2 separate regions of the Homo sapiens genome follow, and region 1 is linked to region 2. Evidence: chromatin loops called from intact Hi-C (ENCODE). Cell type or tissue: heart right ventricle. All regions are shown on one strand. Links, peaks and the distances in the headings refer to the core of each region. The heading gives the core; the rest is flanking DNA. Region 1 overlaps MAN1A2 (mannosidase alpha class 1A member 2). Region 2 overlaps GDAP2 (ganglioside induced differentiation associated protein 2).

Region 1 (16,019 bases), core at 3,151-11,150, 350 kb after region 2:
GTCCCTGAAGGGAGGAAGGGCAAAGTCACCCCCTGGCTGAGAACTACTGCTCTAATGCTAGTTATCACATAGTGTGATACTGGGATAAGAAAAGACATATATCAATGGGATAAAATTAAGAGTCCAGAAATTAATGTCAGTTGATATTTCACAAAGGTGCCAAAGCAATTTATAGGAAAGGGATAGTCTTTTCAATAAATACTGAGATAACTGGGTATTCATGCACAAAACATTGTTAGACCCTTCATATACATGAGGAATTAACTCAAAATGAATCATAGACCTAAATGTAAAAGCTAAAACTATAAAACTTTTAGAAAAAAAATTAGGTCTAAACTCTTAGTGACTTTGGATTAGGAAAGAAAGCACAATCCATAGAAGACAACATTGATAAACTGCGCTTCATTAAAATTAAAATTTTTTGCATGTCAAAAACATGAATAAAAAATTGAAAAGACAAACCACAATCTTAGAGAAAATAGATATAGAATATATAAAGAACTCTTACAACTCAATAAGACAATTCAATTTTTAAAATGGGCAAAATATTGGAATAAACATTTTACCAAAGGCATGAACAGCTACTATCACAGACAGTCAACACCATTAGTCATTTGAGCAACATAAATTAAAGCCACAATGAGATACAACTTCACACCCATTAAAATGGCTATAATAAAAAAGACAGATAATAAAAAGACAATAACAAGTATTAGTGGAGATGTGGAGAAACTGGTACCCTTGCCATCATACATTGCTAGTGAGAATGTAAAAGCAGTACTATGGAAGACAGTGTGGTAATTTCTTGAGAAGTTATACATAACTTTACCATATGACTCAGAAATTCCACTCTTAGGTATATACTTGAGAAATGAAGACATATATCCACCCAAAGACTTGTATGCAAATATTCTTAACAGCATCATTCATAATAACCAAAAACTGGAAACAATTCAAATGTCTATCAATTAGTGAATGGATAAATATGGTATATCCATACAATGAAATTCATTTAGCAGTAAAAAGGAATAACTCTTGACAGTTGCTATAGCATTGACAAACCTTAAATGCAAAACATTATGCTAGGTTAAAGAAGCCAGATGCAAAAGACCACATACTGTATGATTTCATAATATAAAATGTCCAGTTAAAAGGCAGATCTACAGAGACAGAAAGTAGACCAGTGGTTACCAGTGGCTGGGATGGAAATGGAGATTGACTGCAAATCAATACATGGGATCTTTGTGTATTGTGGGATGGTTGTACAGTTTTATAAACTTACTAAAAAATCATTAAATCATACACTTAAGAGTGGGAATATTTTATGTAAATCATACCTCAGTAAAAGTTTCTTTTAAAAGTTAAGGAAATTGCAAGAAATTGTTATGTCCTTATGATATAAAGATAACTGCTATTAACTTTTTGTATATATTTTTGCTGTGTATCCAACAAAAAGTGACTTCTGCTATAGTTTTTAAAGTGCTTGGTTCACATGCATTATTGATGTATTTGCATATTAAACTTTTTTTTATAACCACAACAAAAATACACGTCTTATTTCATAGAACCATGAAGGATAACACTGGAAGACTTGCCTTCATTTTACCCTCCCTTTTGGGTTTCACTTTCCTTGTGCCTAAAATGAGAAGGTATAATTAGATGTTTCATTGGCTCTTCACTGCCCTGTTTTAATTGCCCTTATTATTTTTTTTCTGTTCCTTTAGAAATGATTACTGCAATCTGCTAACAAAAATACGTAAAAACAACTAAAGCTTTAAGCTAAATTTGGGCTAGGTGCCTGGATTTTTCTCATTTAATTATCCTAGAAATCCTGTATTATCCTTCTTTTAGAGGCAAGAAAATTGAGATTTAGTAGGGTTAAGAAATTTGTCTTAGAAAGTAGATTCAAGGTTACCAGGTAATATGGTTTGCTGTGTCCCCACCTGAATCTCATCTTGAACTGTAGCTCCCATAATCCCCACATGCTGTGGGAGGGACTTGGTGGGAGGTAATTGAATCATGGGGGTGGGCTTTTTCCCCTGCTGTTCTTGTGATAGTGAATAAGTCTCATGAAATCTGATGGTTTTATAAAGGGCAGTTCCCCTACACAAGCTCTCTTGCCTGCTGCCATGTAAGACATGCCTTTGCTCCTTCGCCTTCTACCATGTGAGGCCTTCCCATCCATGTGGAACTGTGAGTCCATTAAACTTCTTTTTCTTTATAAATTACCCATTCTCGAGTATGTCTTTATTAGCAGTGTGAGAACCGACTAATACACCAGAAGTTGGGGGAGGAAAGGGAGCACTGGGGAGTTATTGCTTAATGGTTACAGAGTTTCTGTTTGGAATGGTGAAAAATCTAGAAATAGGTAGTGGCAATATGTTGCACAACATTGCTGATGTAATTATTAATGACATCAGATTGTACATTTAAATGGTTAAAATAGCAAATTTTATGTTAGATATATTTTACAATAAAAATAAAAGAAACTTGTTAGGTCAACCAAGAAGTAAGGGTGCAGGCTCACTCACTATCTGAACCATTCTGAGCATTATTTGCATAATGACAGTTCCTTTGCAATCCAATGAAATAAAGATGGATATTTCAGTTATCTGGCAAACAAAGAGAAGCCCAGATTTTATCAAATTATAGTCACTTAGAGCTCCTTATTTTTTTAATTTTTTCTGGTCCTGTTTTAGTTGTTCCAGAAAATATGTCTGCAATTAATTTTGATACATCCACAATGTAATTTCTTAAGTCTAAAATTTTGATCAAGTTGAAATCCACTGTGCCAGGAAGAATTAAGAAATCAAGGATGTAAACTAGCTGTTATTTCAGAAGGTTTTTACCACTACCTTATTTGATGCTCCCCGGGTAAGGGGTTTTAAATATCCTTTACTTTTACAGTATTGACAGACTAAACCACTATCTATAGTCCAGCTGATACTATTGCTGAAGGCTTTTGGGCCTATATTTGCCCAAAAATCACTTAAGAAGGGTCAGGTCAGATTTTAGTGTGACAGAATGAGGTCCAGTGACTGAGGCAGTCTTTAAGCTTAATGATCTCAGAGGCTGAACTGGACTAGGTCTTAGAGATAACATCACAGTAATACTATAAGGTTGTCACATAAGTCTATGGTTTGTTTTCTCAAAATCAGTTGGAATAAAATACGACTCTCTAAGCAAGCTCTTCATCTTTCTATAACATCAAGAATGTAAAGATTAGCTGATCCAAAAGAAATACTCTCTGAATGAGAGACTGAAGACCACCAGTTACTGTAAAAGCCAACGTTGCTCTTCTGTACATAGGAAGAAACTGAACTGTCATCAGCGGGTAAAAATGAAGGCTAAACAAAGAATTTTCACTTAAAGAACATCTTTATTTGAACTTTAATATACAATATTACCTTTAATTTATAAAAATCACATACTGGAGGACATGACTGGAAACCAGTTTAGGAGCAGCCAGTGGGTACCAATTTAGGAGATTATACTTACCCCACTTATTAGTTTAAGAAAAAATTCTATCAATGAATTTGAGACCAGTGATATTGAAGGATGGCATTTCAACTTCCAAATCCAGTAATTAAAATTGAAGATACTTTAATTCAGCAAAAACTTCTAAATTTTCTTTAAAAATATTTTTTCCCAATGAAGAACTGAGCTTATCTTTATTATGTTTTCTGGTATACATCTTACAGAATTTTGTAGAAATAAAACAGCCACAAGACATTTGCAATTATTTAAAATCCTCTGCATATTAATATGTATGTGTATAGGTGTGTGTGTTTGATCCCCACACTTACATTCACACCGAGCTGAAGCAACCTGACAGCATGTTGGACCTGGAAAGGCAGTTCATTTATAATGTGGAAGAGAGACAGTAAGTCTCTGCTCCCTCTATCATCCTGAATACAGGCTTCCCCTCCTCTAAAATTTCCCCAAATAGTGAAATATTTGATAAAATTCTTAAAGAAAAATCTATTATCTGTTAGCATGATTGGAGCACTGCAATGTATATGCTAGTAATATGGTGTGTAATTTCACAAGCAATTTTATGAGTTCTGCAATTGCTAGGCTCAAACCAAGTTTGAAATGGATTAGCTGTTAAATAGTGGAAGTTTAAGGATGAGGTATGCTTTAGTTGAAAATGATGCATATAGACATTCTGAAATAATGCTACTTACTTGTAAAGGATTGAGAGTTATGCAAGAGAAAGGGATTCTCCTTTTGGATATATCTTTTCTCTGCACTCCTCAGACTCAGGCTATTCTAGAGGTAACAGGGGCAGTACCGTTCTGCAGTCTAAAAAAGGAATAGTGGCTGCCAAATAGCAGATGAGTCACATAACCCATTTTCTGTTGCTTAGAATTCTTCAAAAGTTTGCTTTCTGCAGCACAAAGATCAGACATTCTATCATATTCTTGCTGTAGAGCTCTAAGAGTACCCAAGTGGGTGAATTTCTGCAGCTCTAGCAATCCAGAATCCTGGTTCAAGGGTCAATGAGCAGGAGAACTTGGAGAGTATATTATTTTGACAATACACAGACCTTCTTTTTACATAGAGAATCTGAAATTATGGCATTAAATGACAAGGCAAAGAAAATGGCTGATAGCATACCCATCTTCCCTTACCCTATTCTGTCTCTTTCATTATAGTCAATCGTCCTGAAACCTGAACAGACTCCAGGAAGAGTGTATCTGCTTTCAAGACAACAAAATATTATAGCTTTAGGTTATACAGATACACACAACCATATATACGCACATCTTTTTGATTTAAAAATGAATTATGTAAATCAAAACAGAAAAGACGCAGATCAAAGGTTAGAGGGTCTAACACAAAATAAACTTGGGATCAGGGTCACTAACTATGACCCATGGACCAAATCCAGCCCTCCATCTGCTTTTGTAAATAAAGTTTTCCTGGAACATAGCTACGCCCATTCTTTACATAGTATCTCTATCTGTTTTCGATACTTCAACAGCAGAAATGAGTAATAAGAGAGACTGTATAGCTCTCATAGCCTAAAATATTATCTGGAAGCTGGCTGAACAGTTATAGATCAAAAAGAGCATGTCCATCCTGATCTGAATGAGCTAAAGTAACAGAAAATCATCTTTATCAGTGTTCTTGAGCCAGGATAAATGGATTAAAATATCTCCATATCATATATAGTTACTCAAATATTCTGCTTATTTGTGCAGCCGAAACCAGTTTTCAACTGTGTTTGTTAACAAAGAGTATTAAAAATTATCTGTGTATAATTGTATTTATATACATATATAGATCTTGATCTCTCATATATCTCATATATCTCTCATATATATATATATATATATATATATATAGAGAGAGAGAGAGAGAGAGAGAGAGAGAGAGAGAGAGAGGAAAAGATAGGACCTAGCCAATTTGAGTATAAGGAAACCTAAAGAAAAATAACTCAAAATACTATTACTAGGAACTGTTATTTGGAACTTTGAATATTTTAGTATATTTTTCTTTATATTTAACAGCATGGGACTATTAATAGGGCCCATACCAGAGCAGACACAATTTACAACTGCAAGTTTTACCCATGAATTATGTGACAAAATCTTTTTGAATATAAAATAACCAGCATTTCTATAAAACACTGCTTTTTAATTATGCAATTAAAGTGATATAGCAAAATAAGAACGTTTTTATTTCTAAAGTAAATATTTTAGTCAAAGTTGCATCAGAAATCAAGTATTTCTTTGACATTTTCAAGAGGTTTTAGTTATTAACTACAATTATAGTTGTATTATACAGTAACACATTGTTTTAAAATATATTATAAACCTTTTCTTTTTCCTCTTTAATTTATATGAAATATAAAATTAAGAATTTTGTAACACGATTCATATTGGAAACATTTAAAATGTTGTGAGCTACTCTCATACAGAAAATGCTGTGGAATCACATAAAACATTCTAATGATTGAAAGTGCCAGGCACAATGCTTGGCACATGTTAGATACTTCATAAATGTTCGTTCACACATTCTCTCATTTACTCATGCACTCATTCAAAAAACTCCAGGCTTAAGGAGAAACTGCATTATAAATGAGAATGGCAAACACAATCTTTTATCAACAAATTTGGAGTTTTGACAAAGACTTTGGCAATGGAGAGTGGAGAAGATGAGAGGATGATGATTAATATTTCAAACTGCTTGGTTAAAATCTAGCAAGTATAGCCCTGAGTTGCTCTATATGACATCATAGAGGATCAGGGTCAATACTCCATAAAAAGAATGCATTTCCCTTCGATACCCAGGTTTTATTTTACATATAAACACCTGCTTAAAGTCAGGAATACGCTGATGTTAGAGAGATACAAAATGTGCAACCCACAAGAAAGTAAGAACCACCTGACTGGGGACTTATTTTTCTGAGTTGAGACTTCTTTTTGGTTAGGGCCCCATTCCCTTGGTTTTAACAACTTAATACTGGTTGAATAATAATAATAATAATAATCTGGTTTAACATAAAAAGTGTGATTCTAAAATGAAGAGAAATAAATGTAGAAGGAAGAACAGTGTTCAAAATTCCTATTTTTTTCGATTATGCACCAACTGATGTATCTATTCTGCACATTTGTGCCAAAGGCACAAGGTAAGGTGTCAGCTCTTTGAAGAGGCACCTGAAAAGGACCATTTCTGGGCTTTTTGCAGAAGATCTTATAAATGCAATGAATATTTAACCTGAGTATTAAGGTCTACAAAATGCAAAGAGCTGTAAAAGACAGAAGAAAGTAAAGAATATTCTTGGAAGCTAAGCATTATATGGGATAAGAATTGATCTTGAAGGAAATAATTTAAAAATCTATAACAAAAATAAAACATGACACTGGCAAGTCATTTGTAGCTGACTTTAATTGCCTTTGGTATTCAGGAGAATAAAAAAATGGAAGTACTTTTATAAGCTCTAGTCTTTCCATCACATAGAAGGTAAGGAGTGGTGAAGAAGACCCTTCCATTGTCCCTGTCAAATTCTTTGTTTGTACCAGAACTGGCTCTGCTTGTATACTTCCCTGCCTTCTCTTAAGCTTCAGTCATCTGGGTAATACAAATAGAGCACTTGGAAGTAGGGGTTCTGTCTCCTCATCCCTTGAGAAGTTCCTGCAGAACCAAGAAGGTCCCTTTACTCTGCATTCTTCTAAATAAGGTAAAAGAGAATTCAGAGAGTTCATTGCCATCTGCACTGCTGCTCTGCATCTTTGCCAACTCAAGTTTTTCACTTTTTCTCAGTGATTCATAAGTGGGCTTGTGCTACTTTTACGAGGAAGGCTAACATTTTTTAGAACCAAATACTTTCCCTTTTCCCTTCTACAGTTACAGTAATATATATACCTTTCTCATTTAGAAATTTAAATGTTCAAGTAGTAAAAGATATTACAATGTCAAAACATGTGCTATAATTTAACTCTCTTAAGGACTATTGTAACTGGCCCTGCATCCTTATTTTCTACTGAAATTTTTTTGCAGTGAAAAATTTTATACTGAAAAAATTTGCAGTGGTTATCATTTACGGATCAGTAGAACTGTCAAAATTAACGATTCGTGGTATAAGATGATCAACCTTAGAAAATACTATATTAGTTAATTAAGTCTTTCCCCAACTTAAAACCTAAGTTTAAAAGAAAAGCTTATCAAACAAGAAAATAAGCCTTCAGAATTCCAAGGTGGGCTTCTTGTACAAACTTTGTTTCAGGAAATCTTCAAATTCAGAGTAAATGTTATACTAATTATACTGTTTCTAAGTTTTATTAATGTCAATGGAAGATGCCTATATTAAATGAAAAGAGCAAAAGTATCTTGCACTGTCACATAAATTTAAGGACAGAAAATTTATAAGCACTAGATATTTATCTTACAGTTCCTGATAAAATTTAAGTTCTTTTTGTCAAAATATAAAGAACTAGTAGTTTATTTAAAAAGAAATATCAATGCAAAACCTACTGATAGTAAGATAAAGTTCCTTAGATGTATCCCAATTTTAGTGTAATATGATTAATTACAACACTCTTTTATCACTGAAAATTATTTTGAAACTATTCTGATTCTTTGGAATTCTATAAATATTCTTGGAGAAAATTAAAAAAACATAAAATATCTGTGAACAACTCACTCATCTGATGAGATTATAAATAAAAGATCCCCTGTCCCTATTCCAGATAGAATATTTTAGAAAGTTTCACTGTTTGTTCTGCTTTAGTAAGTTATAAAAGTAATTTATTTAGCTTATCAAGGCAAATTTAGAGCTGCCTTATAGTGATTTTTGCCAAGCCACATAAATAAAGTTGTAAGTTGAGTGACTCTACTAACTTTATTATGAAATTAAAGTGAATAAAATTTACTTGGTAGATGTGTTGGTCTGGAAAAATAATGTAGCAACAAAACCAAGGATTGCTCTTAGGTTTCAAGGCAACAAACTGCGGCATTTTCCCCACTTTCTGTCATGCTACCAACACTAGACTGAACTACATGCACAAAATCCCAAACCCAGGCTCATAAGTGGTGATTATGATAAATAGCAGTTTCGATGATTCCATAAGAAGAAAAAGACTTGAGTATTCTTTGTGAGATCATGCCCCCAGAGAAAATTAAACTTAACCAAGAAATTTCAATGAAATAGACTGGGATTTGAAATGGTTGCCAGTCTGGTCATCCAATGGGGAACTTGAAAATTCAGATAGGGATAGGTACTCCTGTTTCTTTTTTGAGTCTTCTTGTTACTGATATAATTATACTATTCTTTTGTTCTTGTTTATTTTAGTTCATTCCATTATTAAAATGGAGAAAAAGTGATAAGCAATATGTAAATATTTGATTTGAATGCTGCTCCACTGTAGGAGGAAACAAATACATAATTGGTTCCAAAGGCCATCTTGAACTCCTGCAAGGTGCTCTATATTCTTGACTTGCTTTCAGGAAGTCTAGCCTCCAGACTTCAGGACTCTAAAAACAATACAGTAGTAACAGGTATCATTTCTCATGTGACCACCTCATTAACGATCAAAGCACATCCAGGTCTCTGTCCTACACATATCAGAACATGTTTTGGTCAGGTATAAAATGGAATAATTTCAAAGTTGATGTATCTACAAGTTGAACAGTCTTAGGGGGAATAGTTTCACCCTGTCATGTTGACATAGAGGTCCAGGTTTTCAAAAGCCGCCCCTTCAAACTAATTTCTGTAGTGGTCCATGTAAACAAAACACAGGTGAGAATGGTCCTTCTGGAACTGCTTTCATCGAACAGCAGGATTACCTGAAAGTGTGGTGTTGGCTAAATGTAACACAGGCAGAGGGTGAGCCTCTGTATTAAACACCCAGTGGTCTAAAGGTAAAAGGTCATCACCGGAGAACAGCAGATACAAATATCTGAAAATAAAAAGGGGAGAAATGAGCTTCAGTTAGAATTCAACAAGAACATGAAGTGAGCTCACTTTTAATGGCACAGAAAACCAATAACGTATTTTGAGCAGCTTTGATGAAAAACATCAAAGAAATAAACCTCAGACACCCAAATGATCTAAACACAAAGACAAGAGGTTTCAGAATAGTGTATAAGAAATCCAGTAAGATGAACAACTAGACCTACTGAAATAAAACAGTTTAAAAAAAAATCCGGCCAGGTGTGGTGAAGAGAGCAGACACCTTTGTCTTGTTCCTAATCTTAAGAGCAACACATTCAGTTTTTCAATATGATGTTAGCTGTAGGTTTTTCATATATGCCCTTATCAGGGTAAGAAGTTTCCTTCTATTCCCAGTTTGCTGAGAGTTTTTATCAGAAATGGGTGTTGGATTTTGCCAAATAATTTTTCTGTCTACTGAGGTGGTCTATTTTAGTTCATTGATTTTCAAACATTAAATCAACCCTCCACACCTGGGATAAACCCATTTAGTCATAACATATTATCTATGTAATTTGTTGTTAGAGTTGATTTGTCAAAATCTTGTTTAGTTCTATCTATGTTCAGGAGGAATATTGGTTCTGATGAGGACTCTGCTGTCATTCATTTTTTTCCATAAGTTACTGGGGTACAGGTGGTATTTGGTTACATGAGTAAGTTCTTTAGCAGTGATTTGAGAGATTTTGGTGCACCCATAACCTAAGCAGTACATACTGCCTCATATTTGTAGTGTTTTATCCCTCGCCACCCTCCCACTCTTCCCCCAAACTCCCCAAAGTCCACTGTATCATTCTCACACCTTTGTGTCCTCATAGCTTAGCTCCCACATATCAGTGAGAACATACGATGCTTGGTTTTTCCATTCCTGATTTACTTCACCTAGAATAATAGTTTCCAATCTCATCCAGGTCACTGCAAATGCTGTTAATTGGTTCCTTTTTATAGCTGAGTAGTAGTCCATCGTATAAATATACCACAGTTTCTTTATCCACTCATTGATTAATGGGCATTTGGGTTGGTTCCACGCATTTGGGTTGCAATGGTGAACTGTGCTGCTATAAACATGCATGTGCACGAATCGTTTTTGTATAATGACTTATTTTCCTGTGGGTAGATACCCACTAGTGGGATTGCTGGATCAAATGGTAGTTCTACTTTTAGTGATTTAAGGAATCTCCACACTGTTTTCCATAGTGGTTGTGTAAGTTTACGTTCCCACTAGCAGTGCAGAAGTGTTCCCTGATCACTGCATCCACGCCCACATATAGTGTTTTTTGATTTTTTGATTATGGCCATTCTTGCAGGTGTAAGGTGGTGTCGCAATGTGGTTTTGATTTACATTTCCCTGATCATTAGTGATGTTGAGCATTTTCTCATGTTTGTGGACCACTTTTACATCTTCTTCTCCCACTCTGTGGGTTGTCTGTTCACTCTGCTGACTCTTCCTTTTGCCATGCAAAAGCTCTTTGGTTTAATTAAGTCCCAGCTATTTATCTTTGTTTTTGTTGCATTTGCTTTTGGGTTCTTGGTCATGAAATCCTTGCCTAAGCCAATGTCTAGAAGGGTTTTTCCAATGTTATCTTCTAGAATTTTTATAGTTTCAGGTCTGAAAGTCCTTAATCCATCTTATGTTGATTTTCGTGTAAGATGAAAGATGAGGATCCAGTTTCATTCTTCTACATGTGGCTAGCCAATTATCACAGCACCGTTTGTTGAAAAGGGTGTCTTTACCCCACTTTGTTTGTTTGCTTTGTCGAAGATCAGTTGGCTGTAACTATTTGGCTTTATTTCTGGGTTCTCTGTTCTGTTCCATTGGTCTGTGTGCCTATTTTTATACAAGTATCATGCTGTTTTGGTGACTATGGCCTGAGGTATAGTCTGAAATCAGGAAGTGTGATGCCTCCAGATTTGTTCTTTTTGCTTAGTCTTGCCTTGGCTATGTAGGCTCTTTTTTTGTTCCATATGAATTTTAGGATGTTTTTTCTAGTTCGGTGAAGAATGATGGTGGTATTTTGACAGGAAATGCATTGAATTTGTAGATTGCTTTTGGCAGTATGGTCATTTTCACAATATTCATTCTACCCATTCATGAGCATGGGATGTTTCCATCTGTTTGTGTCATCTATGACTTCTCTCAGCATGTTTTGTAGTCTTCCTTGTAAAGGTCTTTTGCCTCCTTGGTTAGGTATATTCCTAAGTGTTTTATTTTTATTTTTTGCAGTTATTGTAAAAGCGGCTGAGTTCTTGATTTGATTCTCCACTTGGTTGCTGTTGTTGTATAGAAGAGCTATTGATTTGTGTACATTAATTTTGTATCTGGAAACTTTGCTGAATTATTTTATCAGTTCTAGGAGCTCTCTAGAGGAGTCTTGAGGGTTTTCAAGGTAAATGATCATATCATCAGCAAACACTGACAGTTTGACTTCCTCTTTACTAATTTGGATGCCCTTTCTTTCTTTTGCCTGATTGCTCTGGCTAGGACTTCCAGTGCTAGTTGAAGAGGAGTGGTGAGAGTGGGCATCCTTGTCTTGTTCCAGTTCTCAGAGGGAATGCTTTCAACTGTTCCCCATTCACTATTATGTTTGCTGTGGGTTTGTCACAGTTGGTTTTATTACATTGAGGTATGTCCCTTGTATGCCGATTTTGCTGAGAGTTTTAATCATAAAACGGATGCTGGATTTTGCCAAATGCTTTTTCTGAATCTATTGAGATGATCATGTGATTTTTAGTTCTGTTTATGTGGGATATCACATTTATTGACTTGCATATGTTAAACCATCCCTGCATCCCTTGTATGAAACCCACTTGATTATGATGGATTATCTTTTTGATATGTTGTTGGATTCGGTTAGCTAGTATTTTGTAAAGGATTTTGGCATCTGGTTCATCAAGAATATCAGTCTGTAGTTTTCTTTTTTGGGTATGTCCTTTCCTGGTTTTGGTATTAGGGCGATGCTGGCTTCATAGAATGAATTAGGGAGGGTTACTTCTTTCTCTGTCTTGCGGAATAGTGTCAAAAGGATTGGTACCAATTCTTCTTAGAATGTCTGATAGAATTCTGCTGTGAATCCGTCTGTTCCTGGGCTTTTTTTTGTTGGTAATTGTTAAATTACCATTTCAATTTCGCTGCTTCTCTATTGGTCTGTTCAGGGTATCTATTTCTCCCTGATTTAAGCTAGGAGGGCTGTATTTTTCCATGAATTTATCCATCTCTTCTAGGTTTTCTAGTTTATGTGTGTAAAGGTGTTCACAGTAGCCTTGAATGATCTTTTGTATTTCAGTGGTGTCAGCTGTAATATCTCCTGTTTTGTTTCTTAATGAGGTTAATTGAATTTTCTTTCTTTTCTTGGTTAATCTTGCTAATGGTCTATCAATTTTATCTTTTCAAAGAACCAGCTTTTTGTTTCATTCATCTTTTGTATTTTTTTTGTTTCAATTTCATTTAGTTCTGCTCTGATCTTGGTTATTTCCTTTCTTCTGCTAGGTTTGAGTATGGTTTGTTCTTGTTTCTCTAGTTCTTTGAGGTGTGATCTTAGAATGTCAGTTAGTGCTCTTTCGGTCTTTCTGACGTAGGCATTTAGGGCTGTGAACTTTCCTCTTAGCACTGCCTTTGCTGTATCCCAGAGGTTTTGATAGGTTGTGTCACTACTGCTGTTCAATTCAAAGAATTTTTAAATTTTCATCTTGATTTCGTTTTTGACTCAATGCTCATTCAGGAACAGGTTATTTAATTTCTATGTATTTGCATGGTTTTGAAGGCTCCTTTTGGAGTTGCTTTCCAGTTTTATTCCACTGTGGTCTGAGAGAGGGCTTGACAGAATTTCAATATTCTTAAATTTATTAAGGCTTGTTTTATGGCTTATCATATGGTCTATCTTGGAGAAAGTTCCATGCACTCTTGAATAGAATGTGTATTCTGCGGTTATTGGATGGAATGTTCTGCATATATCTGTTAAGTCCATTTGTTCCAGGGTATAGTTTAAATCCATTGTTTCTTTGTTGACTTTCTGTCTTGTTGACCTGTCTAGTGCTGTCAGTGGAGTACTGAAGTCCTCCATTATTGTTGTGTTGCTGTCTATCTGATTTCTTAGGTCTATCAGTAATTGTTTTATAAATTTGGGAGCTCCAGTGTTAGGTGCATATATGTTTAGGACTGTGATATTTTCCTGTTGGACAAGACCTTTTATCATTATATAATGTCCCTCTGTCTCTTTTAATTGCTGTTGTTTTAAAGTTTAAAGCAACTATCATTCTTTTTAAAAACTTTTTCTTCTTTACTGTTTTTTTAAATCAATTTCACTTTCTTTCGCTAATATTTTTACAAAATGGTTTCACCTCATAAAAGATGTGGGCCATCCATAACATTTCATCATAAAAGAAAACATACACCATTTAAAATATACTACATCCCTTTCTGTTACCATGTTTTTATTAGTAAATATGTACTTATAAAAGGGATTTGAACAGTGATTTTCCAAGAATAATGTGAAAAGTAAAAATAGTTTTATCTTTTCTCCAGTATTCATTGCCAAAGTATATGCGCTGCTAAATAACAAGTTTTCTTTTATTCTTAGATAGTTCATGTTGGTACTTTTTGAGTTCTTTTAAATTATGCATTTTCACTGGGTAATCAGACGAGCTTCTTTATAATAGGTTTTTGTCTTTGTTTTATAGTAAACTCTTGCTTTTTCAGAATTTGGATCAATCTTCAGTGGCAAATATTTTTATTTTTATGAAATTCATGAACTGTCATGATATAAAGATCCTCTGTAAAATTACTTTAAGTCTTTCCATTTCCTATATCAGATGGTTTAAAATTCCATGGTTGATTCTTGCTGCCATTTTTATATTTGTTCCTGTTTACCTAATTTTTCTTTCTCCTCTGTTGCTTTAAAGATTTTTTTCTTTACCCCTGGTTTTGAGCAATCTGATTATAAGGTGTCTTGGTAAAGTTTTCTTCATTCATGTTTCTTGTGCTTGGAGTTTGTTTAGCTTCTTGGACCTGTGGGTAAATAGTTTACATCAAGTTTGGAAAGTTTTTTGCCATTATTTCTTCAAAAAAAGGGTTTTTTTGGGGGTCCACCTTCTTGTGTTCTCTTCTTTGGAGATTCTAAGTTCATGTATTTTAAGCCACTGTAAGTTGTCTCATAGCTCATCACTGACAACTTTCTATTTTTATAAGATTCTTATTTTTTGCTCTTGTTTCATTTTGGATAGTTTCATTGCTAAGTCTTCAAGTTCACTAATTTTTACTTCTGCAATGTCTAACATGCTAATAATCTCATCTGGTATATTTTTCAACTGAAACATTACAGTTTTTGTTTAGAGAAATTTGATTTGGGTTTTTATATCTTCTAGGTCTCAACTTTTTGAATAGAGGGAACATAGTTATCATAAATATTTTAACTGTCATTGTCTACTAATTCTAACATCTTTATCAGTTCTAAGTTGGTTTTATTTTCATAATTATTGATCACATTGTACTGCCTCTTGGCATGCATGGTAATCTTTGACTAAGATGCTAGACATTACAGATTTTACTTTGTTGGGTGGTAGTTATTTTTATATTCCTTTATATAAACCTTGAGTTTTGTTCAGGGATGTAGTTAGATCACTTAGAAACAGTCTGATCCTTTCAGGTCTTGCTTTCATTATTTGCTACATAGGTCCAAAGCAGCAGGTTATTCCCCACTATTGAGGCAGGACCTTCCTGAGTACTCACTCTACCCAGTGCCACTTGAATATGAATTTTTACAGTCTGGTTGCTGGTAACAGGCACTGTTCCTGCAACCCTATGTGGCCCTGTGTGAGTGCCAGAAACTGCTGCCTTTAATCCTCTAGGATGATTCTTTCCCTCACCTCAGGTAGGTTCTTCACATGCATGTGATGATCAGCACTCTGCTGAACACTCCAGTGCATTCCCTTGGTTATTTCTCTCTGCAGCTCTCTTCTCTCTGGTACTGTCCTGTGAATTCTAGCTACCTTAGTTTCCCCACACTCACAGCTTCATCTCCTCAGGGAGCACGCTGGGCTTTGTCTCAAGTCCCCTCCCTGTATCATGTCCTGGAAACTCTATCAAGACAGCTGGGGCAATTACAGGGCTTACTTCATTTGTTTCCTGTTTCTCAGAGATTACTGTCCTTCATTGCCTCCTGTCTGGTGTTTCAAAACCATTATTTCACATATATTTTGTCATTTATTTCAGGCAGAAGGGTAAATCTGGTTCCATCTTTAGAGTAAGCAGAAGTTCCACTCATCCATTGTGAGAGACTGTGTCAAACAATTTGCTGAATGCCATGTAATTATGTTCATGGAATCCCCTACTCTCAAGTCTATTATTAATCCAATCCAAAAAGAACATTAGATGGTCCAGCAAGAACTTGTTCTTAGAAATCCTTTCTGATTCTTCATGATGACTAGTTCCTTTCTGTCTTCATACCATGACTTCCTAGAATTTTGTGAAAATGGACATTAAATACATCTATATTTTCTTCAATCCAACTGCATTTGTAGTAGCAATTTAAAATAATCAGTTACTTTTCTTCCTTTGGGGTTCTAGTTTCATCTTAGCCATATTTGT
Region 2 (16,019 bases), core at 332-8,331:
AATATATGCAATCTTCAAACATATATCTGGGGAGGCAATAAAGCCTAATGTTTAGAACCATGGTTTCAAGATTCAGATTACCTGGGTTCTAATCCCAGCTCTACCAGTTATCAATTTATCATCTCAGGCAAGTAGTATAATTTGTTTGCTTTTATTTTATCCCCTATAAAATGGAAATAATAGTACCTATCTTTTAGGGTTATTGAAAGATGAAATGAGTTAATACATGTAAAATACTTAAAACATTACCTGACGTATAATAAGTGCTCAGTAAATGTACACTATCATCATCATTGTCATTATCATCATCATCATCATCATCATTATCATTCTTAGGCTTTAGACCTTGGTATTGAACTACTGGTTAGATATCTCTACTTAGGCATCTTATAGGACCCTGAAGTTCAACATTTTTAAACAGAACTCCTCATGTACTCCTCTTCCACCTATTCCTGAACTGCTATTTGTGTTTTCTGTGTTAGCAAATGGGACTTCTGCCTACCCAAGTGCCTAAGCCAGAAACCAGAGAGGCATTCTGGAGCACTTTCTGTACCTCATCTCCTAGCACATTGCATCAGTTCTGTGTGTTTACAATTGCTCAAATTTATGTCTGTGTCTTTATTCCCACTGCCTCTACATTAGTTCATCCCACTATCAGCTTTTACTTGAAATGACACAGCAGCCTCCTAATTAATTTTCATGTTGTCCTGCCTCCAATATTGCACTGCTCCAAGAACCTTCAGGCATGCCTTGTGAACGATTTTCTGATAATGTTATTATAAGAAGCCTGCAATATTTACTATAATGGTCCTTTTCAAAAAAGTTTGCTATTTCCTGCATACGTTACCTTCTTCTGTAAGTAAAATGGGGATAGCAACAATATCATACCTGCCTCATAGGACTATTGTATAGTATGTTGATAAACATGGACTAATTTGTGATTGCCAATTTAGATAGATAAACAGTAATTTTTAAATTCAAGCCATTACCTAGTTTATGTCAGTATTGTTTGGTATCAAGAATTTTTTATCCTTTTTTTGGGAACCAACAAATTTTGCAGACTAGCTTTTAGAGAGGGATTGCATGTTGTCAAGTGAAATGAGCAAAGATGGCACCACATCTACAAGTGATTCACTTTGATGGACTTCGAGAAAGAAATTCATGCCAAGCATCAACTGAAAATATATGAGTCCCAAATATTGGCACAAATTTTCTTTTCAGTCTCATTTGAAAAATTCACAGTGTGAGATTTGGAGATATTAACCATTTTCAGAAGACTGGAACACCAATTATTCTACCAAATAATGCAGCGGTTTTGACTACAACCCACAGTAAGAAGCATGTAGTACAGCACTAACACACTACACGCATGGGAACTTATATACATGTAATGGAAACAAAAGCTTCATGAAACAAAACTCATTCTTCTTATAGTCTCTAGTCAGTGTTATCCTCGTTTCTTCTTTTTAATGTTATTAATAATCAACTAAACTGATGATTGCAAAATTCAGATTGCGCTTTGAAAACACTAGTTATTTTAAGACTTTGAAATATAGTTTTTATCTACTATAAATTTTCCAAATTGTGTTTATGTTTCTAACTATGGCAACTAGCTTAAATTATTTTTTCTCTTCTATTAATCAGGTGTCAACATGGTTTTTTACCACCTTTTCTGTCTCAGGACTGAAGGACAAAATCCACCATGTGGACAGCCTCCACCAGCTGTTTTCTGCCATATCACCAGAACAGATTGACTTTCCTCCTTTTGTCCTTGAATATGATGCCAGGGTAAGAAGTACCAGAAGTTCTCCCTCACCTGGTATGGTATATTAACTGTTCTATAGAGCAGCACTTACGAGCACAACATCCTGTCATTACCAGATATTAATGTAAATTAGTGAGTCTTAATAAACTTGGTAATATCATTTAACATACTTTCCCTATGATAACTTTAGGAAAAGGATTTGTCCCAAGAGAGGCATTTTCTCCAGATAAACGTTTCAGTGGGAGATCTCTCTGCTGTGAGTTCAGAACCAATTTTCGTTTGTATTGTAAGTTTTCTACCATATTTAAAACAGATACCTCTGCCTAATTTTCTTAAGATTGAATGGCTTTCCATCTACACAGAGCCAGAAGAATTTATTGGTGATCACTTTTAGAATTAATTGCAAATCATGTGGCCTATCTCAGTAGTCTTTACCCTGCTAAAAGTTTCATTTATCTAAAAGGTTGTATAATGTTTTTAAGAGCATCATCTGATAATATTATTGTTGTTATTTATAGATGCGTTTATGGATCTGTTACATAAGCACTAGTCACAGGACTACTCGTGAATTTCATCAATTTATTCTATTGTGTTTATTCATGATATCACCTTAGTAATTTTTGAAAAAAAAAAAGTAACACACTTGGCCAAAAGCTCATCAAGCTGATTGTTTAACTGTTGCTGATTGCTTATCTTTATATTGTATGAACCAGGGGATAGATTTGAAAGTTATATTAAGTTTGAAATGAATTATTCTTCCCTAATTATTGTGCAGTGTTTATACAGCAAAATAAAAATTCTGCAACACAATTTCTCTCTAACATTTCTCTAACTTTAGCTATAATTTTTTTCCCCTTATGTGCAGAGTAAAGTGTATAATGTGATCTAATGGCTAATAAAATTTCATATTTGGCTGTTATACAGAGAGGATTTGTAACTGGAGCAGCTGGATCATAGATACAAAAATTGTTGAATATAGGAAAGAGAAAAGAGTACATTAGTTTGTATTTACTGCAGATTGCTGGAGTAGAAAATGATCTTAGTGTTTTTCCTTTGAACTCTACATCACTCATCTTAATGCTTAAAAAAATGGATAGCAGAAAATGTGAAAGGCACTAAGCAACATTTTTACACTCAAAATTTTGAAGACAATTCATAGCTAGTATCTGGATTTATCATTTATTTTCTGGGATAGAAATATATAAGTTGGGTGTTTGATTAGGAAACCTAAAGGACTGTATTTTAAGCCAAAGCATTTTCTATATACTTAAGGGCCTATAAAGCAGGCTTTCATTAAATATTAAGTATAGCTCCACCACACTCAAGCTTGGTTTTGTTTTTTGTTTTGTTTGGTTGTGTATTTTGGCTGTTTTATTTTTGTATAAATACAAGCATAATGTAATTAATCAAAATTAAGTAGACTAACTTATAATCTAACACTTGGCTCATTGGATCATCTCTTTGTACCTATGCTAGAGCTTTCTAAAATTGAGATGTTAGATCAAAGAGAGGCATAAAAATGGGGAAGAAACAAAAGAGGGTTTCTTAGTCCATTTCTTTGTTGCTGTAAGGGAATACCTGAGGCTAAGTATAAAGAATAGATTTATTTGGTTCATGGTTCTGCAGGCTGTATGAGAAGCAGGGCACCAGCATCTGCTTCTGGTGAGGGACTCAGGCTGCTTCCACTCACGGCAGAAGGGGAAGGGAAACCAGTATGTGCAGGGATCTCATGGTGGGAAGGGAAGCAAGAGAGAGGGAAGGGAGGTGCCAGGCTCTTTTTAACAACCAGCTTTCACAGGAACTAATAGAGCAAGGACTTACTTATTACCACAAGGACAGCACCAAGCCATTTATGAGAGATCTGCCCCACCCCATGACTCAAACACCTCACATTAGACCCCACCTCCAACACTGGGGATCAGGTTTTAACATGAGGTTTAGAGGGTCAAATATCCAAAATGTAGCATTTTGCCCCTAGCCACCCAAACCTCATGTTCTTCCCTCATGCAAAATACAATCATTCCATCCCAGCAGTCCCCAAAAGTTTTACCTTGTTCCAGCACCAACTCAGAAATCCAAAGTCTCATCTGGAGACTCAAGGCAAGTTCCTCACAGCTGTAAATCTGTAAACTCAAAATCAAATTATTTGCTTCCAAGATATAATGGTTGTACAGGCACTGGGTAAACATTCCCATTCCAAAAGGGAGGAATAAGAGGAACAGGCCAAAAGAAAGGGGTAACTGGCCCCTTATAAGTCCAAAACCTATCAGGGCAGACACTAAATCTTAAATCTCCAAAATAATCTCCTTTGGCTTTATGTTCTGCATACTGGGCACACTGGTACAAGGGGTGGGCTCCCAAGGCCTTGGGCACCCCCACCCCCATGGCTTTGCTGGTTGCCACCCACATGGCTTGCTCTCACAGGTTGAAGCTGAATGCTAGAGGTTTTTCCAGGCTGAAATTCTGGGTCTGGACGGGAGCAACCCAACCCCACAGCTCCACTAGGCAGTGCCCCAGTGAGGACTGCCTGGAGGTGCTCCACCACTGGAGCAGACTTCTATCTGGGAACCCAGGCTTTCTGATGTATCCTCTGAAATCTAGTTCCAAGCTGCCAAGCCTCCACCACTCTTGCATGCTGCATGCCTGCAGACTTAACACCACATGGAAGCCACCAAAGCTTATAGCTTGCACCCTCCAGAGCTGTTGCCTGAGCAGTACCTGGGACCCTTTGAGCCATCGCTGGAACCAGAGGGGCTGGGATGCAGAGAGCAGCATCCTGAAGTGTTAAAGCCTTGTCGCTCCCAAACCATTCTGTCTTCCTAGTCCTCTGGGTCTGTGATGCGAGGAGCTACCTCAAAGATTTATCCTTGCTAATCTCTCTAGCAAGTGGTTGCTCCACAGCACCCCTAGATTCCTCTCTTGAAAATGTTCTTTCCTTCTCTACCACATGCCTAGGCTGAGTTTCTAAAATTTTATGTTCTGTGTCCTTTTTAATTATAAATTCCAACTTTTTGTCATTTCTTTGCTCTCATATCTGGTTATAAGCTGTTAAAAGCAGCCACACCACTTCTTGAATGCTTTACTGCTTAGAAATTTCCTCCAGCAGATACCGTAGGGTACCAGTATTGTTTGGCCTTCCATAAAACCCTAGGGGATGGACACAGTGCAGCTAAGTTCTTTGCTAGGGTGTAACAAGGATGACCTTTGCTCTAATTCCTAAGTTCCCCACTTCCATCTGAGACCTTATCAGCATGGCCTTTACTGTCTGTATTTCTATCAGCATTTTGGTCACAACCACTTAACCAATCTCTAAGAAGTTTCAAACTTTCCCTAAGTCTTTCTGTTGTCTTCTGATCCTTGCAGACTCTTCTAGCCTCTGCCCATTACCCAGTTCCAAAGCTGCTTCCACATTTTCAGGTCTCTTTATAGCAACACCCCACCCCTCAGTACCAATTTTCTGCCTTCATCCATTTTTATGTGGCCATAAAGGAATACCTGAGGCTGGGTAATTTATGAAGAAAAGAGGTTTATTTGGCTCACATTTCTGCAGGCTGTACAAGAAGCATCACACCAGCATCTACTTCAGGTGAGGGACTCAGGCTGCTTCTACTCATGGTCGAAGGGTAAGGGGAGCTGGTGGGTGTAGAGATCACATGGCAAAAGAGAAAGCAAGAGAGAGAAGGAAGGGGCATGCCAGGCCCTTTTTAACAACAAGCTTTCATAGGAACAAATAGAGTGAGAACTTATTACCACAAGGACAGCACCAAGACATTTATGAGGGATCTGCCCCATGACCCAAACACCTCCGACTAGGCCCTACTTCCAGCATGGGGATCAAATTTCAACATGAAGTTTGGAAGGTCAGATATTCAAACTATAGCAGAAGATATCAGGAGATGATGTGGAAGGGTCAGGCAGAGAGCACATCGCTGGATACAGTAACTTTACATATTAGTGCTGCAGGTCTTTGGCTTTGTAGTCAGTGAAGAGTGTTCTGCAAGGGAGAATTGCCATTACATTGCTGTTTAGACAATGACTGTAGAAACAGCACAGAGAATGACTAGAGAGGGAAGGGTAAGTCCATGGGGGAAAAGATGAGGTCTATTAGTAAAGGCTGGCAGAGAAACGAGACTATATTGTTAGGGCAGTGGTAGTGATAATGGCAGGGATTTGAAGATTTTAGAGATATTTAGAAATAGACATTTTAGGAAATAAAATTCACAGCATTTGGTGACTGAGTAGCCACTAAGGATGAAGCAGAAAATAAGTTTCTGCTTTGGGAGACTTGGTGGATATGTTGCTACCACCACAGAGAAGCAATTTGGAGGAAAAGGATTGACAGATTAGGGGGAAAGGACAGGTACTGTGTTCAGTTTGTGACACAGTAGGTTTGAGATGCCCCATCAGTCATTGAAATGGAGATACCAGTAGGTAGCTGCATGTTACCTTGTAAGGAAACATTTTCCTTTGTTAGGAAGAATTAAAACTATGATCAGAGAAAAGAAATGAGTATAGAGTTGGTTAATTTCATTATCATGTTCAAATTGTGCCTTGCATATAGAAGGTTCTTTATTTGGTTAAGGAGTGAAGTGGTTAGTATCTGTTTAAAAAAAAAAAGAAACCCAAGTTTCAGTGGGCTTCTATTTTTCTGGGATTTATGTGACTTGGAATAGCAACATCAATTTTATAGGATTAAAAGGGACCTTTGAAGGTAATCAGAAGCTATTTTTTAACCTATCTAGGTAACAATGATACTGAGACCATTTCAGAAAGAGAGTTATTGGCATTCTTAAAAACACAGAGCAGAGAATATACAGTTTTTCCTGGCAACAATTCTTAAAATTTCTATGATTGTTTCCAGAAATAGAAAAAATATTTGATTGCTCAGCAGTCTCTTGCCCAGTGTGAAATTAATAATGGAAATTCTATTTCATGGCATTAAGTATTGAACTTGCTCTTCTTAGTTTGTCATAATTTAATGTAGGTGTGAAAAACTTAGAAAAAATTGGTAATAGAATAGAGAACTCCTAAAGACAGATAGTGAACTTTTCAGATGAAACTCAGAATAGATTCATCTCTTCAGGGCATGTTTCTGTAAGTATAGCTTCCATGCATATTGAAGATAAAGGATTTGGTCAGTGAAACATTTTTATAGGTATTTCTTTTTTATATAAAATTATTTTATTTAGTTTTTTAAGTTCTGAGGTACATGTGTAGGATGTGCAGGTTTGTTACACAGGTAAACATGTGCCATGGTGGTTTGCTGTACCTATCGACCCATCACCTAGGTATTAAGCCCAGCATGCATTAGCTTATTCCCCTAATGCTCTCCCCCCACCCTCCCCCAACAGGCCCCAGTAAGTGTTCCCCTCCCTGTGTCCATGTGTTCTCATTGTTCAGCTCCTACTTGTAAGTGAGAACATGCGGTGTTTGGGTTTCTGTTCCTGCATTAGTTTGCTGAGAATAATGGCTTCCAGCTTCATCCGTGTCTCTGCAAAGGACATGATCTCATTCCTTTTTATGGCTACATAGTATTCCATGGCATATATGTACCATATTTTCTTTATCTAGTCTATCATTGATGGGCATTTGGGTTGATTCCATGTCTTTGCTATTGGGAATAGTGCTGCAGTAAACATACATGTGCATGTATCTTTATAATAGAATGGTTTATATTCCTTTGAGTATATACCCAGTAATGGGATTGCTGGGTCAAATGGTATTTGTGGTTCTAAATCTTTGAGGAATCACCACACTGTCTTCCACAGTGGTTGAACTAATTTACATTCCCACCAACAGTGTGAAAGTGTTCCTATTTCTCCGTACCGTCACCAGCATTTGTTGTTTCTTGACTTTTTAGTAATCGCCATTCTGACTGGCATACGATGGTATCTCATTGTGGTTTTGATTTGCATTTCTCTAATGATCAGTGATGTTGAGCTGTTTTTTTAATATGTTTGTTGGCCATATATATGTCTTTTTTTGAGAAGTGTCTGTTCATATCCTTTGCCTGCTTTTTAATGGGATTGTTTTTTTCTTGTAAATTTGCTTAAGTTCCTTGTGGATTCTGGATATTAGTCCTTTGTGAGATAGATAGATTGCAAAAATTTTCTCCCATTCTGTAGGTTGTCTGTTCAACTCTGATGATAATTTCGTTTGCTGTGCAGAAGCTCTTTAGTTAGATCCAATTTTTCAATTTTAAAAAAAGGTTTTATTAAGGTTTTTCAAGTTTTTAGAAATGTAGCCTATCCTAGGATTTGTTTCTACCTATTTTTTTTATTTTGTTTGATACATGGTTAGGTTTATAATTGGAATGTAAGTTTTCCTAGATGTCTTGTTTTCCTGGTTATGGCCCAAGATCAATTCTTGCTCCAAAGCATTTGTGCTGAAGAATGGCAGAGTACCTGATTTATTTAGTCTCAAACAATTTCACTGCCTGCTATGTTCAAGACCCGGTAGGTTTAATGCTCTGTAGTAGCTATAATGTAAATGTACCATGAAGAAATGCTATTTTCTTCTACTTATTCTTCATTTCAAACTATTGTCTTATACTAGTGCTAAGCATTATCTGTTTGTGATTTGCTGAAAAACAAATTCTTTGTCAAAGAAATACTTTCCTTAAAAATGAGAAAGCAATCTTAAGTCTCATAAATCTAATCCAGGATCCTTCTATCATAAACTTAACTGTCTTGATTTTTACTGAGATTAGCCAAAATCAGAGCCAAAAAATTCCCCCTTGCACTAATTTGTTACCCTTACATTGACATTAAAGGTTTGGCATTTAATTCTCCATCTTGATCTTGAACTAAATTTCCTGAGAACTGTAATTGTTACAAGCCTTGCCACTCAGGCATGTCATGAAGACTCACTTCTGCCAAAATAGTTATAGCTATTAAATTCCTCTGTGATAACTTTTTTGTTTTCCTAACTCTAAATTAAGATTTGGCACACAGTAAGACAACACAATCTAACAAAAAAGAATCTGGATGTTAGATTTAAATAGATTTGAATTTAAATTCAGGCTGTGCTGGTTACCAACTAGGTAACTTTAGGCAAATTATGCAATCTGTGTGATCCTCAGTTTCCTCTTCTGTAAAGTGAGGATGTTACCTACTTCATGGCATTATGTGAAGATTTAAAGGGATGACTTTAAAAGCGCCTATAAATTGTCTGGCACATAAAATATTCAATAAGTGGTATTATTCTTAAAAAATATTATGATCCTATTGCCTTTGTCTGTCTTATACTCTGAGTGATACTAGTTGAACTACCTAATGGCTGAGGGCCTGCTTAGTGCCAGACATGTGCTAGACATTTTATATCACTACCTCAATGACTGTAAATCCCTTTTTTTCACATTTCCAGTTAAATTGGTTCTGTTACTTAAATGTTCTTCTCCTTTTTTCTTTCCACAGGAAAACGGGCCTTACTATACATCATATCCCCCATCACCAGATTTGTGACCTGCCATCTTTCAGTGCTTCTTGGTTCCCAGGATGCCACTTCCTCCACGAATAGCTACCTGTTGAAGTGATATTCATTGTTGCTGTACAGATCCAGAGAGCCTTTTGTCCCCACCTCTCTGGTATTTTTTTATTGACTGTATATTTTCTGGCACATAAGCAATCTAAAAATGGTAGGCCATTCTGAACTGCACACATTTTAAATTTGTATATTTATATGAAATGGAAATGTTCATTTTTAGATTGTTAATAGAAATTGGGGAGCAACTTTTGAGTATCTTTAGTTTCCTGAAGGACACCGAATTCTCCATTAGATAAACCACCAAGACTGTTCACATCATCTCTCTAACATTGCACGCTTCCTTTGTGTACTTAAGTGATTCTCGAAATATACAGAACCAATGTATGCTAACCAGATGCATTGTTTGCTTCAGATCCATGGTGTTAATACCATGTATATTTTATAAAGATAATTTGGCTGTGTTAAAAGAGAATTACCTGAGTCCAAGAATGTGGAAATGTATCTGACAAAAAACATCAAAATCATTAGCAAAACATAGGACTTAGAATGTTAATGTACAAGTTAAGACTAAAGTTTAAGGACTAAGGTTCCTTGGATTATATGACTTGTTAAGATTGCCACAGTTCCGATCTCAACAGTGTGGGGTGAAACAAGAAGACTGTATCTTCAGCCTTTTTCCTATAATCATGGATGATTTGGTCTTATTCAAAAGGACCGCACATATTAGTACTCTTAAGAGCATCTTCCAAGACTCCAGCAGTGAGCATTTAGAGAGTGTGTTGTCTTCCAGAGTCATGAATGATTTTGTTTAGCTATCAGGTCTACTACCTCTAAGGACATTTCATAGCAGCATCTCTTGAGTTGCCTGCATCAGTGTGGAGGAAGTGTGTCACAGTGAACAAATCCAGGGAGCTGATAATTGGCAAAAGACCACTTTTACCACTCAGGCTCTATTTGTGCCTTAGCTTGGTTATGAGTAAAAATTAGAATTATGCTGCCTACCTCACAGAGGTATCATGAAGATAGCATTTAGAAAGGGCTTTGTTGTGGTGGGGTATCTTCAGTTAGTTTTTAAATGGGAATAAATATATATGAGGGAATGCTACACAGCACTCCTCTTGTCCTTGATACCATTTGAGTGATTTTTCTTTTTGTGTGGCAATACCTGTTAGTGTAAAATTCCAACCCTGATGACCTCCTTCCTCTTTTGTCCAGAATCTCTTCTGGCCTGCTCATCCCCTGATGCTATACTTCAATAAGAGGCATCTGTTGGCCATTTTAAACATTTCTTCTTGAATTAAGGTCAAACCATTATTATTCCCATCTGGGTAGCTTTGTACTTTTTTTGATTCCTACAGCCACCTCCCCACAGCCCCATCTTCCTCACCCCATCACGTACATTGGCAGTTCAGAGAAAAAAAAAAGCAGAACCTTTCTGTTCTATCATGTGCTCCAGATCAGTGCTTCCAAGGGTCCCATTCTTTTCTGCCCAAACTAATTCTTCATTGGAGATCAAAGAAACATATTCTCTTCATTTATGATAGGGAAATGCCCCTATAGTGCATTAAATTCATCCTGTATTTTCCCATATAAACAAGAAGAGACTTTACATTTTTTAGATAAAGGTTCTTATCTTTTGCATGTATTGAACACATTTTCTTTGTGTCAGACCTCAAAATTACTTGATCCTTATATATACATCTATGTTAAGATTTTCTCTTATGTCCCCTAGGTCATCACATCCAGGCAGCCAGTCAGATGTCGGATGTTAAGCTTTCTCTCAAACAGTACTTTTTTTTTAACCCCTTGGGCACTGTACCTTAAAAGTCTGCAACTTTAACTTCATCTTCTACAGTCAATCGTGAGATCATATTTGAGGTATCTTCTTCACAAGGAGCAGCTATGAAAGTCTGCCAACTTTTCTTTGTTAAAGGGGAACTTGGCTACCTCAAGAACCTGGCCCAAACCATTTTCTGTAGAGATAATAGAGGCCGTAAGCTACTTTGCCAATTTGAAAGGAAGCAAATTTATATATACAATTTCTTACAGGCAATGATTTTGAAAGGATGTTCCTTTGCTATATTCATACCAGTATATTAATGTTTAGTAACACAAGCAGGATTCTACATATGCTGAGATTTTAGTACAATTGATGTCCTAGGGTATAAAGGTGATACAGAACTATATACATATCAACTGTGTTTTATAATTCAATGATGACTAAAGAAAGATAAGGACCACTCTTCTCACTGAAACTAAATTTGATGTGGGACCAAGTTCATGCTTTTATAGATGTCTAAAGTGTTATAGAATGAAGTTGCTTCAAAGTACCAAATCCTAGAGGAGAAATATAATGACCTTGATATTGAAATGATTAAGCAACATTTGGTATACCAATCTGCCTTTGTGAAAAGGTTTAGCCTGAATAATACATGCCATTTTCAAGGACATATTAGAGGATAAAGGGGATACTGGATGGAGATGACCACCAGCATCTGATGTTAATTCAAAGCACCACCAAGTCTTTAATTTAATTAAACTTTGGTCATGCCAAATGCTAATTGAATTGTTGAAGACACAAGTTATAAAATATTAATTTATTAATCATGCAAGGCATAATATGATTTTTAAAACAAGTACACTTCTTGCTTCCACGTGTATTTGGGTTCTTAATTCATCTATATCCAAGTTTCTTGATAGTGAAAATTACCTCTTAAAAAAGGTTCAGCCTTTATTAGACTCGTGAGGGCAAATGGTACATATTTTAAAGACGTTTTCTCCTTTAATGTATATTATGTTTCATTGGCGGATGCTTTATATTTCCTTTTTCTTTTTCTTTTTTTTTTGGAGACAGTCTTACTCTGTCACCCAAGCTGGAGTGCAATGGTGTGATCTCGGCTCACTGCAGCCTCGGCCTCCCAGGTTTAAGTGGTTCTCCTGCCTCAGCCTCCCTAGTAGCTGGGACTACAGGTGCCTGCCACCATGCCTGGCTAATTTTTTTTTTTTTTTTTTTTTTTTTCAGTAGAGACAGGGTTTCACCATGTTGGCCAGACTGGTCTCAAACTCCTGACCTCAAGTGATCTTCCTGCCTCGGCCTCCCAAAGTGTTGGGCTTACCAGTATGAGCCACCGTGCCCATCCTGTATTTCCTTTTTCAAAGGAATACATCTGCAGTATTTTGAGAGTAATTAGCAGAGGGTTTTTTGAGTATTTTTGGTAGGAAAAATAGATGTAGTTTTTTAATCAAATTTCTGAAATTGAAAATATCACTTCTTTTTAAAGAGGGATAAGTATAGTCACTCTAGTAGAAAAACATGGCTTGCCTATTTCCTCTTCTTTTCTGTTTGCTTGGATATTGTTTAATGAATTCAAACTGTAGGTTTAGTCTTGTCTTTATAACAGTTAATGGAGAAGTGATAAAATTAAGTATTCAGCATAAACTAAAGATCACTCTTTGTATTTCCCCGATACATTGACAGTATGTATGTATATAGAGTTTAAATTGCTTAATATATGCACAGAAATGATTAGAATTTGAAGTACTATATAGAGGAGAGTTACATGGTTCTAGTGGCAGTGGATTGATTGTATTAAGGACCAAAAGAACTGCAGGATAATATAAAAACACCTTGAAAACTGGAGTTAGTTAGGTTTCTTTTTCTTTTTCTTTTTTTTTTTTAAAGGGCCTTACTGTACTTTTTTTTTTTTTTTGGTCACCCAGGCTGGAGTGCAATGGCACGATCTCGGCTCACTGTAATCTCTGTCTCCTGGGTTCAAGAGATTCTCCTGTCTCAGCCTCCCCAGTAAGTGAGATTATAGACATGCACCACCATGCCCGGCTAATTTTTGTATTTTTAGTAGAGACGGGGTTTCACCATGTTGGCCAGGCTGCTCTCGAATTCCTGACCTCAGGTGATCTGCCCACCTTGGCTTCTCAAAGTGCCAGATTACAGGCATAAGCCACTGTGCCTGGCCAGGTTTCTGATTATAGTTTTCTTAAGTTGTAATCATCATAATTAACGTGCGCTAGAGTGTTTTAACTGTGCTGGCACTAATGCTTCTTGGCATATAATTAACTCTTGTTTTGCAAAAAGACCATGAAGAATGAAAGGAGGGCTTTACCTTACCTTAGTCATTTTGGGTGAATACCGTAAACTGGGTGGCGTAACAAAACACATTTATTTCTCACAGTTGGAGGCTGAGAAACCCCAAGATCAAAGTGCCATCCAGCGCAATTCCTGATGAGGGCCCTCTTCTGGCTTCTTGCTGTATTCTCACTTGGCAGAGAGAGAGAGACATCGTTACTTTCCTGTCTCTTCTTATAAGGGCACTAATCTCATTCATGAGGGCTCCACCCTCATGACATGATTACCACCCAGAGGCCCCACCTCCAAATGCCATCACTTTGTATGTTAGGGCTTCAACATATGAATTTGCAGACGAGGAGGAGAACATAAGCATTCAGTTCATAACATACCTATAATCTAGGTCATATCATAAACCCAGAGATGATAAGGATTGCCTGGTAGGCCTAACCATATATACATATACATGCATGCACACACACATATATGCATAATCTGCCTTGTTTTACATTCTTTGAGTCGGACTTCTGTGGTCCATATGTAGAGAACATAGAGCAATAAATAACCTAGTTCAATCTTTGAGTCTTACTGAACTAGTCCTTAAACAGATGGTATCAAGATCATTTTAGATATTAGTGACTCTCTTGTATATTAGTTATTTTTTACACTTTTAAGAACAGCATCTTTGAATCTTTTCAAGTACAGTATGCCTTAAATGTATAGGACCACTGAGTTCAGGAAGAAAAGCATAGGTATTCTGTAGGTGAATTACACTAACAAAATCACAACTGCAGAATGTGATCTGATACTTTTGTTGGACAGTAAAGCTAATACATTTTATATACACAGTCATACCTTTTTTTTTTGTAATGTGTTTCGTTAACGTAAGCACACAGTCATCACAGACTGAGACAGGACTTTGTTAGACCAGATCTTGTGAGCTAAATATTTAAGAGCTTAACATATATAAATGATTTTAATTGGTATTGGGCGAAGGAAACCTAAAAATGCTTAAATTGACAGATCTTACAATTTGCTTACTGAAAATTCAGAAAGCTTTTATGAAAACTTTGTATTTTAAAATATTTTTTGCTCATTCTGAATTAGAAGTTAGATCCCTTTTAAAGAGGGTCTCACTCTATACAAATATAGCCTATGAAGAATCAATAGTGAAATAATAGTGTTTATATTGAACCCCAGGATGGGACATTATTTTTTGACCATTTACATGAGGTCTTTCTCTAATTACCAAAGTTAACCTTAAGAGTAGTTAAAAACTCAGTGAATTTTAGTCAACATTCTCTGTGGAGACCTGGACTAGTGTTTCCCAAACTTTCATGTGCATGTATCAAATCAGCTGAGGATATTATTAAATGGAGATTCAGATTCAATAGTTCTGGGGTGGCCTCTGGGATTATCAGTTTCTAACAAGCTCTTAGGTGTTATCAATTCTCCTGGTCCCCAGACCATAGTTAGAGTAAAAGAGTATAGACTGCATTTAGCTTCCAGATTTTCTCTTTCAAGGAAAGGAGACAGAACTGTCATTGTAATTCTTCCTGTGGTCCAGGCACTCTAACGTTCATCGTCTCTTCTAATGCTCTTACAAATCCTGTGAGGTTGGTGATAATAGAAGTTACCTCCTGAAGACGACATTCACAAGCAGGACCGACCGTGTAGACCAGTTTTCTCAAACTGAATAATGTACTTCACTTTTTAATAAGGAAAAAAATCTCTTAGCTCCTCAGTTTTTGCTTAATTTATATTTATTATAATGTTATCTAAATATATATAAACATAAAACTAGGTATAAATGCTTTATGTTTATATGTCTTGCACAAGTATAAAACCAAAACAAGTTTATGGGTTAACACAAGCAAAACTATAAAACTAATAAAATTTAAAATAGTATTAAATAGTGATGTTTTGACAAAATGAAATTGTCACTTGTAATGTGATTATGGTACTGAGTGCTACAGTACAGGCTCTTTTCAGTTCAACAGGCATGTACTGCCATGTACTATGTGATGACCCAATTCACCCTGTTTTCTCCTATTCAGACTATTACTTTAATTTGTTCAGCACATAGTGATGTTATTTGGTCCTCATCTAGCCTGAATCCATCATTCCCCTATTAAAACAGCCTCTGTTCTCCATAAGCCTTCCACCACTAATGTAGAACTGGGCCTTAACAGGGAAGTCAATACAAATACAAACCTAAGCACTGAGATGGTTCTGCCAATATTTGGTTTTAATACAATTATCCAAATAATTCAGAGCATGAATATTATTTTAAAATGTTTCATCAACATGAATAATGCATAATTCTCATAGTAAGTTCATGGGCACTTTCCTACACCCAACACATATATACTCCACAAGGATTTTGCATGGACCCCAGTTTAAGAAGCAACAATTTAGTGGTCAGTAGCATTGGCGCTTTGGCTTCTGACACACTCAGACCTTGGGCCTGTTTCTCAACTTTTTCTGAACCTCAGTGTTTTTGTGTATTCAACAGGGATAATATTAATTGAATAATTAGGAGGAACAAATGCAATAATGTACATAAAGCATGCATAGTAGTGTTTATAAATAGCAGCCACCACTGCTTTGATTAGAAATAATAACAGCTAACATTTGAGGATTTACTGTGTGCCTTGAACGCTGCTAAGCTCTTTATATATATTA

What was found. A loop is a pair of places that touch in the nucleus more often than their neighbours do. Peaks named below come from ENCODE experiments on the same cell type or tissue, not always from the same donor. Only the 100,000 strongest peaks of a DNase experiment are listed, where the experiment ranks them.
Region 1: it touches region 2 in a loop (4-fold over the local background); 4 of 110 quality-filtered maps call a loop at or near these places.

The regions. Positions count from the first base shown.
Region 1 is chr1:117,516,213-117,532,231 of GRCh38, reverse strand. It overlaps MAN1A2 (mannosidase alpha class 1A member 2), which reads right to left. Exons shown (of 13, transcript NM_006699.5): 13 at 3,360-9,407. The coding sequence ends at 9,275. Among named protein-coding and RNA genes, the nearest start is that of TENT5C-DT, 82 kb to the left of the region's middle. In heart right ventricle, for the core only: no CTCF peak of the experiment used is centred there; no DNase peak of the experiment used is centred there.
Region 2 is chr1:117,863,778-117,879,796 of GRCh38, reverse strand. GDAP2 (ganglioside induced differentiation associated protein 2) reads left to right here. Exons shown (of 14, transcript NM_017686.4): 13 at 1,645-1,788; 14 at 9,181-16,019. The coding sequence ends at 9,228. Among named protein-coding and RNA genes, the nearest start is that of GDAP2, 58 kb to the left of the region's middle. In heart right ventricle, for the core only: no CTCF peak of the experiment used is centred there; no DNase peak of the experiment used is centred there.